Regions from separate parts of the Homo sapiens genome. Here region 2 is linked to region 1. The links are chromatin loops, found by intact Hi-C in ENCODE. Cell type or tissue: sigmoid colon. All regions are shown on one strand. Each heading gives the region's core, and the rest is flanking DNA. Links, peaks and the distances in the headings are about the cores only.

Region 1 (6,287 bases), core at 719-5,718:
AGTGAATTCCACATGAATCAATATTTAAGTGTAAAAAATGAAATCACAAAAATACTAATGAAAAGTATAGGAGAATCTTTTTTTTTTTTTGGAGACAGAGTCTCACTCTGTTGCCCAGGCTGGAGTACAGTGGCATGATCTTGGCTCACTGCAACCTCTGCCTCCGGGGTTCAAGCAATTCTCCTTCCTCAGCCTCCCGAGTAGTTGGGCCTACAGCCGCATGCCCCCACACCTGGCTAACTTTTTGTATTTTAGTAGAGACGGGATTTCACTGTGTTGCCCAGGCTGGTCTCGAACTCCTGAGCTCAGGCAGTCCACCCGCCTCAACCTCCCAAAGTGCTAGGATTACAGGCGTGAGCCACTGTGCTCAGCCAGGAGAACCTTTTTATACAGCAAAGTGAGGCCCTTTATAAAGTAGGGTGAAGAAACGCCTTTTAAGTAAAATGCAAAATTAAGAAACTATAAAATACTTTTAAGTACATAAAAATAAAATTTTTCATCCAGGAAAAGAACAAAAGAATATAAAGTCAAAAGACAACAACAAACTGAAAGAAATATTTACCACTCATATCACAGATTAATTTCCTTTATAGCTCCCCAAGAAGAAAAAAAACACCTAATTTTTTAAATGAGCAAAGGATATAAAAATCTCTCTTAAAATTATGAAAAGAAGTTTAGGTTCCCTCTTAAAAATAAATATGGGCCCAGTGCATTGGTTCATGCCTATGGGACGCTGAGGCAGATGATCGCTTGAGGCCAGCAGTGTGAGGCCAGCCTGGGCAACAAAGTGAGACCCCATCTCTACAAAAAATAAAGAAATAAATTAGCTGGGCACGGTGGCAAGCGCCTGTGGTCCCAGCTACACGTGGTCCCAGCTTTTTAAGAGAGGAACCTCATGGAAGCTGAGGCAGAAGGATCATTTGAGCTCAGGAAGTTGAGGCTGCAGTGAGCCATTATGGCACCAAGGCACTCCAGCCTGAGCAACAAGGTGAGAACTTGTCTTAAAAAACAAAAAAACAAAACAAAACAAAAAAAAGGTGGTGGGGGCGGAAATAAACCTACAATGAATTACTACAATAGCAAAGATCAAGGAGTTTCATAACACAGTAGGAGGTCAAGTGTACGGAGAAACACAGATTGCTGATTAAACTATAAACTACTGCCACCTCAACTCAACTGACAGCAATTTGACAATATTAAAATGTACAAGTGTAAATATGCCATTTTTAGGAATTTGCACTACCCATATACTCATACTTGTGATTTATGAGATATCAAACTGTTAATACGAGATGCAGGATTCAAATCCAGGCCAGTCTGTGTTCATTACCATGCTGCTATGCACATACATTTGTATTGTGCACTAAAAGGCTAGAAGCACACATAATGAAAAGACTAGGTTACCTCTGAAAGTGGGACCAGAGTTAAAAGTGATCAGGAGAATTAATTTATTAATATGTATTTAATTAATATGTATTTAATGTACATTTTTTAAGCCTGTTCCCAGAGCCCAGGGTTTCTCAGTACCTGTGTTAACTGAGATGCCTTCGCCTGCCAGCTCAGCCTCTGCAGGCACAGAACTGCTGGCTGGGGCACATCTGCCTCGGTCCTTGTCCTCGTGGTCACTGTCCTCATCCTCACTGCTGCTATAGTAGTACTGCAGTTTCTCCCCCAGCAACTTATCATCAAGGGTGGTCATGGTGTCTGGAAAAAGAAAGCATATCAGGTTCTTTGCTGATTTGAGCCAGACAGACATGAATCTGAAGCATAGGGGGCTCGCCTGTGCTGAGATCCTACAATTTCCAGGACACTAAAGTGATTATTTTCATAACCAAAATCTTAACAAATCCCTACCGTTACCCTGTGTGTTAGGGCTTATCACACTCTTTAACAGAAGGTAAAACTGAAGCTCAGATAAAGGAAGAGTCTTCACCAAGCTTAACAGCGAATGACGGAGCTGGGACCAGACCCCAGGGATTCCTGACTCCAAGAGCCTGAGGTATAAATTACTCTAGTCTGAGTTAAGTGTACAAGCCACCTGCACTGGCTTGGAGGAATCTACTGACTAGTGGTTTTATCTGTGCTTTTAGTTTTCCCACCAGCTAAGACTGCTGCCTAATTGAAAAATTGTTTAAGTATCCTCAGGAAAAACCCCAAAAAGAGGCATCAAGAGTACAATGCTGAGTCACTATTTGTCTAGGCAATCACTCTCTGTCACCAGCCTTCAACTTCCCAGACAACACCCTGAGGGCTTGGATGGATGGTCTCTGAAACGCTACCTATTCTGACAGTTTAAAAGAAGGGCCCATACAAAGATTTTAATAACTCCCAAGGGTTTAAAGGACTATGATGGCCGGGCTCGCGCAGGTAATCCCAGCACTTAGGGAGGCCGAGGAGGGAGGATCACTTGAGACCAGGTATTCGAGACCAGCCTGGCTAACATGGCGAAACTCTTGTCTCTACTAGTAAAAGCAAACAAACAAACAAACAAAAATTAGCCAGGTGTGGTGGCGGGTGTCTGTTTTCCCAGCTACTCAGGAGGCTGAGGCACGAGAATCTCTTGAATCCGGGAGGCGGAGGTTGCAGTGAGCCAAGATCACGCCACTGCACTCCAGCCTGGGAGACAGAGCGAGACTCTGTTTCAAAAAAAAATAAAAACTAAAAATATAAAGGACCAGGCTTCTGCATCAGAAGTAGCCAAGGGCATTCTGATGAAAAGATGCAGCTTAGCCCCCAGAGGCCTGCTTGAGAATTCAGCAGGAATGCGGCTGCCTTAAAGACTTATCACCGGGCCTATCATACTCCATTTACAAAGTGACTCTCTCCCACCGGGCAAGGAGTTCTTGAACGTAGGGACCTCTAGTCACTACCTCTATCCCCAAAGCCCAGCACAATGCCGCTGCACAATTTGCTAAACTCGCAGCCTGGGTCAACGGGAGAATCGGAGGACTCCAGCAGTCAGATGCAAAGGAGACAGGGATCATGGAGAGACAGGTGGAGGTGCCAAGAAGGAACAAAACCAAACTTAAGGCCCAGGAATGGGCCAAGCGGGGGACACAGCAGCGGCGGAGGGGAGGGAAGGAGTTGCGCTCCTAAAGGAGGGACCGCTGCGGGGAGGAGACGAGGGCGGGCCCCCTGGAGACGCGAGCAGAGGAGGCGGGGCCCCCGGACGGGAAGCAGAGGGGTGTGTGGAGCTTTTGGGGGAAGGCTGGAAGGGCCCGGGGGAGGTGGGGCCAGAGGAGGAAAGGGGACGAGGAAGACGCGGAGAACTTGGGGGTCGAGACAGAGCGAAGAAGGGGCAGTTTTACCCAAGCTCGCCAACCCCACTCCCTCCCGTAGTCCGCAGCTGCTGCCGCTTCCCGGTGGACCCCAATGCAGTTACCTGCCCTAGCTCGCTCCGGATCCCTTTGGGCCAGCAGCTCCGGGCGCCGGAAGGAATGGAGCACTTTCTTAAGAGGAAGAGCAGTGGGTCAGCGCCCTGAGCGCTAAAGAGAAAAGCCGCCGAAGCCCGACAGCGCGGACCAATGAGGCGGCCTTCCTGCGTCGTGGCGGACGCGCATTGTCCAATCAGAAGCCGCTACTCCCAGCTGAGGGGCAGGGGAGAAGCTACGGGTCCTACCTTGGAACAAAACACCTCGACAACAACGCTCTCCTAATTGCTTTGTTTTGGTTTTAATCTGCACAACAAAAAAGTGAATTGTATGACCCAGCGTCAAGCAATAAGAAAAATGTATTCACAGGCCGGGCGCGGTGGCTCACGCCTGTAATGCCAGCACTTTAGGAGGCCGAGGCGGGCGGATCACTTAAGGTCATGAGTTCAAGACCAGCCTGGCCAACACGTTGAAAACCCGTCTCTACTAAAAATACAGAAATTAGCCGGGCCTGGTGGCCGACGCCTGTAATCCAAGCTACTCGGGAGGCTGAGGCAGGAGAATCGCTTAAACCCAGGAGGCAGAAGTTGAAGTGGGCCGAGATCGCGCCACTGCACCCCAGCCTGGGCGACAGAGCGAGACTGTCTCAAAAAAAAAGAAAGAAAGAAAAGAAAAATGTATTCACTTCCCTTCGAAGTTTCCGAAGCCATTCAAAGTGTGTTTTTTATTGGTTCTTCATCGCATCACGTCTATTAGACGGAAAAGTGACTCAGAGACGTTCGGTAATTTGCCCGAGAGCACAAATCCCTCAAGTACAGGGCATAGATTAAAATATATATATATATTTTTTTGACGGAGTTTCGCTCTTCTTGCCCAGGCTGGAGTGCAGTGACGCGATCTCGGCTCACTGCAACCTCCGCCTCCCGGGTTCAAGAGATTCTCCTGCCTCAGCCTCCAGAGTAGCTGGGATTACAGGCGTCCGCCAGCAGACCCGGCTAATTTTTTCTATTTTTAGTAGAGACGGGGTTTCACCATTTTAAAGAAGCGGCAGCCAGGAGTGGTGGCGCGCGCCTGTAGTCCCAGCTACGCAGGAGGCTGAGGCGGGAGGATCGCTCAGCCCAGGACTTGGAGGCCAGCCTGGGTGACAGAGCAGGAATGTAATGTGAAATCCGGAATTGGCTCCTGGTATAGAAAAAGGACATGGGGCCGGGTGCGGTGGTTCACTCCTGTAATCCCAGCACTTTGGGAGGCCGAGGCGGGCAGATCACCTGAGGTCAGGAGTTCGAGACCAGCCTGGCCAACATGGCGAAACCCCGTCTTTACTAAAAATACAAAAATTAGCCGGGCATGGTGGTGCACACTTGTAATCCCAGCTACTCGGAGGCTGAGGCAGGAGAATCGCTTGAACCCGGGAGGCGGAGGTTGCAGACAGCTGAGATCGCACCACTGCACTCCAGCTTGGGGGTCAAGACTGAGACTCCGTCTCAAAAAAGAAAAATAAAAAGGACATGAATGGGACAACTGACGAAATTTGAATAAGGCCTATTAATTCATATTAGTAGTATTGTATCAATAGTTTTAATAATTATACTATGTAAGATGTGAACTTTTGGAGATTCTATTAGATGAAGAATCTAGGGAAGCACTATCCTATTTTTGCAACTTTGTTTTCTTCTTCCAGGGTAAAGCCATACTATGATATTTTGCAACTTTTTTTTCTTTTTCCTCAGGCATACTTTGTCGTCTGTTTTTGCAACTTTTTTAAAACCTAAAATGATTTCAAATTCTGAGCCCTTGTTGAAGTATCCAATACACAACCGTGAAGTTGCTCATAGAAAGCTTTGGGTAAATTGAATCATAGAAAATATTCTAGAAAGATACACTGTTTAAAATAGGGCTCTTAATTTGGGGTAGGGGATCTTAATTTGTGGTTCTAGGACCACCTGAAATTGTCTGCAAATTTCTGTACCTGCCTGTTTTCAGAGAGGCTGTTTGCTGAGGCCCTCAGAGGAGTCAAAAAATACCACACACAAACACACACCCATTCAAGAATACTGTATTAATAAGTCCGTTTTCATACTGCTGTAAATAAATAACCCAGTGTCAGGCAGTTCATACTGCTATAAAGAACTGCCCGACACTGGTTTATTTATTTATTTATTTATTTAAGACGGAGTCTTACTCTGTTGCCAAGGCTGGAGTGCAGTGGCGCAATTCTCGGCTCACTGCAATCTCCGCCTCCCAGGTTACAGGCTCCCGCCACCACGCCCGGCTAATTTTTGTATTTTTTAGTAGAGACGGGGTTTCACCGTGTTAGCCAGGATGGTCTCGATCTCCTGACCTCGTGATACACCCGCCTCGGCCTCCCAAAGTGCTGGGATTACAGGCGTGAGCCACCGCGCCCGGCCATATTCAACCTTTTTTAAAAAAAGTAGAAATGGGGTCTTGCTATGTTGCCCACGTTGGTCTCAAATTCAGACCTTTTAATATATTCAGTCTCCTGGTTGTATAGATATAGTGATGTCTTTGTTGGGAATGTAGCTTGCATCTGTCAGGAATATGTGTACATGAGTTAGCTATCTAATAATATCCAACAGAACCACTCATTTTTCCTGTTAGAAATGTGGAATGGGCCAGGCATGGTGGCTCACACCTGTAATCCCAGCACTTTGGGAGGCCGAGGTGGGCAGATCACGAGGTCAAGAGATCAAGACCATCCTGGCCAATATGGTGAAACCCCGTCTCTACTAAAAATACAAAAATTAGCTGGGCATGGTGGCGCACGCCTGTAGTCTCAGCTACTGGGGAGGCTAAGGCAGGAGAATCGCTTGAACCCAGGAGGTGGAGGTTGCAGTGAGCTGAGATTATGCCACTGTACTCCAGCCTGGCAACAGAGTGAGACTCCGTCTCAAAAAA
Region 2 (6,287 bases), core at 588-5,587, 450 kb before region 1:
GGTGAGAGAGCCAGGCCAGCAGGAGGGGCAAGAAGAAGAGTTCTAGCAGGGTGACAAGTCCTTTCTTGGGGGAACCAGACCTCTGAGCCAGCACGGGGGCTGCTCCAGAGGCTTCTTGGCCTTTCTGGGCCTGTGGCTGGGGGAGGCGGGGGCTGGGGTACTGCCAGGCCCTTTCCCTGGATCCTGCCTGCCAGGTTTGCCTGTGGCTGCCTGATAAAGCCTTTTTGTCCAGCCTTCTTCCCCTGACCCCTCCCTCCTACACCCCTGCTGGGGCCATTGTGGGGCTGTGGGGAGTTGCCAGGGCTTAAGCAAAACTATTTGCATGATTCTTGTGGTCCTTGCTTGTGTGTGTGTGTGTGTGTGTGTGTGTGTGTGTGTGTGTGTGTGTATTTGAGGTGGTGTTGCCGTCTTCGAAGTGGGGACCAAGAGGACTCTGCTGCCCAGGTCAAGCCCTGTGCTGTGAAGTGAGGAGTGAGGAGACTGAGACCAGGGCAGGGGATAGGGGGCAGGTCTTGCCCAGGGTCATGCTCTCTGATCCTAGCACCCTGAGATGACAGCATTTCACCCTCAGCTGCTCTGGCCTTTCACTACCCTTTTGACCTGCAATAACCAGTTGCACAAAGAATCCATATTCCCTGTAACGTTGGCTCTGAGCCCAGATAAGGAAGTATGTTTGCAGAAAGGAGCCCGGCGTTTTCTGTGTAAGGTCAGAGATGGAGCCTCCTGCCAGGCGCTAGGAGTTTTTGGTCTGCCCAGCTCTGTTCTGTTTCCTTGGCCAAGTTATCACCTGTCCCTGAACCTCAGTTTCCTTCACTGAACAGGGTGGTGGGGGTGATGGTGGATCCTACTGAACCTGAGGAGTCTGTAACTTTGCTGCTAAAGAATCACTGAGGCAGATTTAGCAAGGGGGTGGTGGTCTGAGGGATCTGGGTTAGATGCCAAGAGGGATTTCCTTATAGAGTTTCTCCAGGAGGCAGCAGGGCGGATGCCAGAGCTCCATGCACCCTCCCAGGAGATTTTCTAGCCCTATCTCTCCTATTCCCTTGGTCTGTGACCTTCTTCTGGATCCTAGAGCCCAGACCCCACCCTGATGTGGGCCAAGTCTGATTCCATCAGGAATGGGGGCTGAGGCAGCTGAGACCTTGGAGTCCCCCTCCTCCTGCACACCCACCCTCTGTCCCCAGGGTTCTGGAAAACTTCTTTCCTTAGACTTGGCTGCTGAGGCTGTGGGGGTGGAGTGGAAGTGAAGGGATGGGCATTTGGTCTGGTGAGACTTGTGGGGTGATAGGTCTGGCTTTCCCTTTTTCTGGCTTCAATTTCCCCATCTGCAATGTGGACATTATGATACCTGCTCTTCTCTACCTTCTGCAGAAATGGAGGAATGGTGAGGGATCTCGTTTTCCTAGTGTTCATGGGGTGGTGGTCTGGGAGAAGTCCCCGTCCTCGTCCTCGTCCCTTTTCTGACCGCCCCCCCACCCCCCGCCCCGGCCTGCTCTTGCTACTGAACTCTGACTAGGCAGGAAGTGAACGCTCTAGAAGCCCGTGGCTGAGGAGTTTTATCAGCTCTTTCTTAACTTTCAGTGTCACAGCCGGGGAATCTTCTCCTGCCGCCGTTTGGTGGCAATAGGGAGGGAGGGGGCGCTTCCCCTGGGGGCCTGATGTGGGCTAGGCTGGAGTTCCAGAGCAGGGCCTGGAAATGTCAGGATGGGTGGTTTATGTTCACAGAGGTGGGAACAGGGGTCCCCTTGGGGGAACCCTGAAGCCCTGGCACCCAGTGATTCAGGACGGAGCTGCGACTTAAGTCCATGCCTCTGGCCCCTCATTCCCCCATCAGGGGCTAGATGGGGGTCAGGAGGCCACCCTAGCATGGTCTCTGACCTCCATTTCTCACCCACAGTGAATCCCTGTTGTTACTATCCATGCCAGCACCAGGGCATCTGTGTCCGCTTCGGCCTTGACCGCTACCAGTGTGACTGCACCCGCACGGGCTATTCCGGCCCCAACTGCACCATCCGTGAGCTGGGCCTTCAGCCCTCACTCCTTCCGTCTTGAGCCCTTCTGCTCCCCGGGCCCTTTCTCCTAGACCCTAACTTCCTACCCTCCTCTCTGACCATGGCCCTGTTCTCCTTCCTTGCCTGGTTCTGCCCCTCTCCCTGACCTGGCTTCAGCATGAGCTCTCGCTCTTGGTCCACCCTCACTCCCTGCTTCTGAGTTCCATGGTGAGTCTTCACCACATGCCCTGGCCCCTGTCCTCACGCCCGGTTCTGTCTCTGTCATGTGTCATTGCTCCCAAGGTTCCATCCTTACCCACTTCCCCATAGGTGCTACTCTGTTCCACCCTGGCCCTTGTCCTCAGTGCCCCATCTTCCACCCTGGCTACTTCTGGTTCTGGTAGGAGGGACCAACTGAGTGACTGCCATTGCCCCTGCAGCTGGCCTGTGGACCTGGCTCCGGAATTCACTGCGGCCCAGCCCCTCTTTCACCCACTTCCTGCTCACTCACGGGCGCTGGTTCTGGGAGTTTGTCAATGCCACCTTCATCCGAGAGATGCTCATGCGCCTGGTACTCACAGGTGGGTGTGGGGCAGGGCCCCCTGACCTGGGGGAGCAAGCAAGCCTGCTAGTCCTTTTGGATTCTTGGCATCTGATAAGGGTAGTGGGTGGGGAGAGTCTATGATGCCTGATAAAATAAGCCCCAACCCAGGAGGAGGCAAGAACTGGGATGGAGCTGGGGGTGGAAACACCCTTGTCACCGTTATTTTTGCTCTCTGCAGTGCGCTCCAACCTTATCCCCAGTCCCCCCACCTACAACTCAGCACATGACTACATCAGCTGGGAGTCTTTCTCCAACGTGAGCTATTACACTCGTATTCTGCCCTCTGTGCCTAAAGATTGCCCCACACCCATGGGAACCAAAGGTAAAATGGGGTGAGGAGCTGGGCCTGGGGATTACAGGAGGTGCTCAGTTCTTCTCTTTGGGAAAAATCAGGCGAAGAACAATTATTGACCCAATTCTGCAGATGGCTAGACCAAGGCAAGACATATGACATGTCCAGAGCCTGGGCTGAGAACAGGCAAGGGCAGCAGAGGGTCTTGCCTGAGGTCACCTAGAGTCAGACCAATGTTTCCATAGTTCCAGGGTGCCTCTTTGCTTGATCCTTTTCTAATGATCAGTTGGGTCCTGCCGGGGTGGAAGTGACTTAGAAGTTGAGATGTAGGAAAGAATAGTGAGCTATTTATTGGGTGCTGTCTCTGTGTTTGGGTCTTTACAGATGTAAATAGTTTTACATGCTTCACCAGTGTAAGGTACAAATAAGCCACATTTTTTTCTTTCGTTACTCAAGACTTCACTTAGCCACACTGGCAGGGGTCTTCCTTGTAAGACCTTCCCATGCCACCTGTAATTATCCAAAAACCTGGGATATTATTCATTTCAGACCCATCAGTTCAGCATCAAGTACAGAGAGGACAAGAGAGGCTCATCAGTCCACTGCTGCTATACTCCAGTTCCTGCCACATGGTGGCACTGTTGAATGCCAGTCCTGTGCAGCCTCATGGTTATGTGCTTTTTTGGGTTCAAAACCTTGCACCATGTCCCTGCTTGGGTCTCAAGAGCACTACTGTGACGGTTTTCCATCATATGGTTAGCTGCTTTTCCCAAAGCATGACTATTCTACCAGGATAGCTGAGTCTTGCCAACTTTGCTGAAATCATGCTTGCCCAGTGTCAGTGAGTGATGATTCCAAATTACGGTTGACAGATCACTCCCTCTAACTTCCCTTTTGGTGGATTTTCTTTAGGGGTACTTGATATTTTTTCCTGCCAGAGGAACCCAGTCAGCCATCTTAATCCAAGTAATTTCCATTGATCTTGAACCTTCAACATCAGGGCTCACATCTTGATGCATTGTGAAGAGATGCCTTTACCAGAACTCAAAAAATTCTATTCCTTTCTGTGAGGGCAATTGGGTGACAACTCATTTGACACTGACATAATTAAGGAAGGCCTCTCAATACTTATTCTAAGGATGACTTGTCTTTATGCCAGACATAGAAAGATTGGCATCATTTAAAATAGGTTGACACACCTATTTTAAGGGGAGCAAGCAAGCCTGCTAGTCCTTTTGGACTCTTGGCATCTGATAAGGGTAGTGGGTGGGGAGAGTCTATGATGCCTGATAGGTGGTGGTGTGGTGGCACACGTCTGTAATCCCAGCACTTTGGGAGGTTGGGGTGGGTGGATTGCTTGAGCTCAGGAGTTCAAGTCCAACCTGGATGACATGGTGAGACACCTTGTCTACAAAAGAATACAAAAGTTAGCTGGGTGAAGTTGTGTGTGCCTGTAGTCCCAGCTACTCAGGAGGCTAAGGTGGGTGGATCAATTGAGCCCAGGAGGTCGAGGCTGTAGTGAGCCATAATTGCGGCACTGCACTCTGGCCTGGGCAATAGAGTGAGACCCTGTCTCAAAAATAAATAAATAAATAAATAAATAAATAAATAAATAAATAAATAGGTTGGCAAACTACAGCCTGCAGGCCAAATTCGGCCCACCTCTCCATTTTTGTAAATAAAGTTTTATTGGAACACAGCCACACACATTTGTTTATGTGTCATCTGTGACTGCTTTCCCGCTACAATAGCAAAAACTGAATAGATGTGACATGTCTGTATGGTCTGCAAAGCCTAAAATGTTTACTATCTGGCTTTTTCCAGAAAAAGCTTGCTGACCTATGATTTAAAAAATTCTACCCACTGGTTCTCTGCCATGCTTACATTATCTCTCGCAGTCCTCAGATTCACTGTATCAAATGGGTATCATTTGCCCCTTTTTAAAGATGGAGAAATTGACACCCAGAGAGATGAGATGATTTATCTGTATTCACACAGCTAGCAAATAGCATAGTCAGTTGCAAACACAGGCTACCTTGACTCAGGGCAAGGGAGTTCATGTTTGTTTTTTTCTGTTTCTTTATTTCTTTTTGGTGAAATGTTTCATTATGGAAAAATTGCAAAGATACACAAAAGTTGAGAGAAAAGCAGAATGAACTATGTACCCATCTTTCAGTTTCAACATTTACCCACAGTTTCTTCATCTTATTTCATTTCTCCCCTCTCATATTTTTATAAAGTATTTTAAATCAAATTCTAAAAATCATGCCACTTAAAATTCTAAAAATCATGCCACTTCACCCATAAATACTTCTAGGGTCTTTTGGTAGAGAGTGGGTTACTTGGTGGTGGTGGGGAGGTGGTCCTGAGGAGGCCACTCTGGGCTTCCTGCTTGGGCCAGTTTGCCTGGTGAGCCCAGATGTCCCCAGGGCAGCAAGATCCAGATAGGAGAAGCTACTGCTGTTTCCTACCCCCCAACCAGGGAAGAAGCAGTTGCCAGATGCCCAGCTCCTGGCCCGCCGCTTCCTGCTCAGGAGGAAGTTCATACCTGACCCCCAAGGCACCAACCTCATGTTTGCCTTCTTTGCACAACACTTCACCCACCAGTTCTTCAAAACTTCTGGCAAGATGGGTCCTGGCTTCACCAAGGCCTTGGGCCATGGGGTGAGTACCTAGGAGGGGCTCAGGACTGCTCTGGACCTAATTTGGCACGCGTATGTCATCGACAGTGGGCCGGCACCCTGGTGACCTGAGGGAACCCCTCTCTGTCCACAGGTAGACCTCGGCCACATTTATGGAGACAATCTGGAGCGTCAGTATCAACTGCGGCTCTTTAAGGATGGGAAACTCAAGTACCAGGTAGTGCTGGGCCAGGGGGTAGGGCAGAGGGAGGGGTCTCCCATGGTCTTCCCTGGCAAAGACTGCTTGGGGCGGGGGTCTGGGTCATGTCCTGAGAGGGCCAACCACGGGAGTGGGAAGCTTGTGCCAGGAGCGACAGTATACGCTGGGAGGAGGCAGCAGGTATGAGAAGCCAGGGAGGAGCAGACGTGGCCTCCCATGTCAGCCAGGGAGGTGGATTTTGGAGCTCAACAGGAGATGAACATTTGTAGTCTGCATTTATTTATTTAATTATTCCACAATATTAATTGGACACGAGAATATACCTGGCACAGGTGATTGAGTAGTGACCATTATAGTTAATGGGCCCTGCCCTCAAAAAACCACAGGCAAACTCTAGGATGTTCATTCTATGAGGGCTTTTGTTTAAATCAGAACGGTCCAACAGAAATATAATGTGAACCACATACATAGTTAAAATTTTCTAATGTCCATATTAAAAGAGGGAAAAAGAAACAGGTGAAATGATTTTAATAATACATTTTACTTAATGCAATATGTC

The links. Hi-C counts contacts between places; a loop is a spot of excess contacts. Peaks named below come from ENCODE experiments on the same cell type or tissue, not always from the same donor. Only the 100,000 strongest peaks of a DNase experiment are listed, where the experiment ranks them.
Region 2: it touches region 1 in a loop (2.6-fold over the local background); 6 of 110 quality-filtered maps call a loop at or near these places.

Annotation. Positions count from the first base shown.
Region 1 is chr9:122,825,089-122,831,375 of GRCh38, forward strand. PDCL (phosducin like) reads right to left here and starts at 3,500. Exons shown (of 4, transcript NM_005388.5): 1 at 3,383-3,500; 2 at 1,528-1,704. The coding sequence starts at 1,699. RefSeq lists an enhancer at 3,402-3,696. In sigmoid colon, for the core only: no CTCF peak of the experiment used is centred there; DNase peaks (open chromatin) are centred at 3,163 and 3,563; H3K4me3 peaks cover 2,459 bases; H3K27ac peaks cover 1,413 bases.
Region 2 is chr9:122,376,002-122,382,288 of GRCh38, forward strand. PTGS1 (prostaglandin-endoperoxide synthase 1) reads left to right here. Exons shown (of 11, transcript NM_000962.4): 3 at 1,898-2,014; 4 at 2,432-2,572; 5 at 2,774-2,917; 6 at 5,370-5,551; 7 at 5,663-5,746. Among named protein-coding and RNA genes, the nearest start is that of PTGS1, 8.1 kb to the left of the region's middle. RefSeq lists enhancers at 1-668, 113-232. In sigmoid colon, for the core only: a CTCF peak has its summit at 3,536 (motif pointing right); a DNase peak (open chromatin) is centred at 620; H3K4me3 peaks cover 441 bases.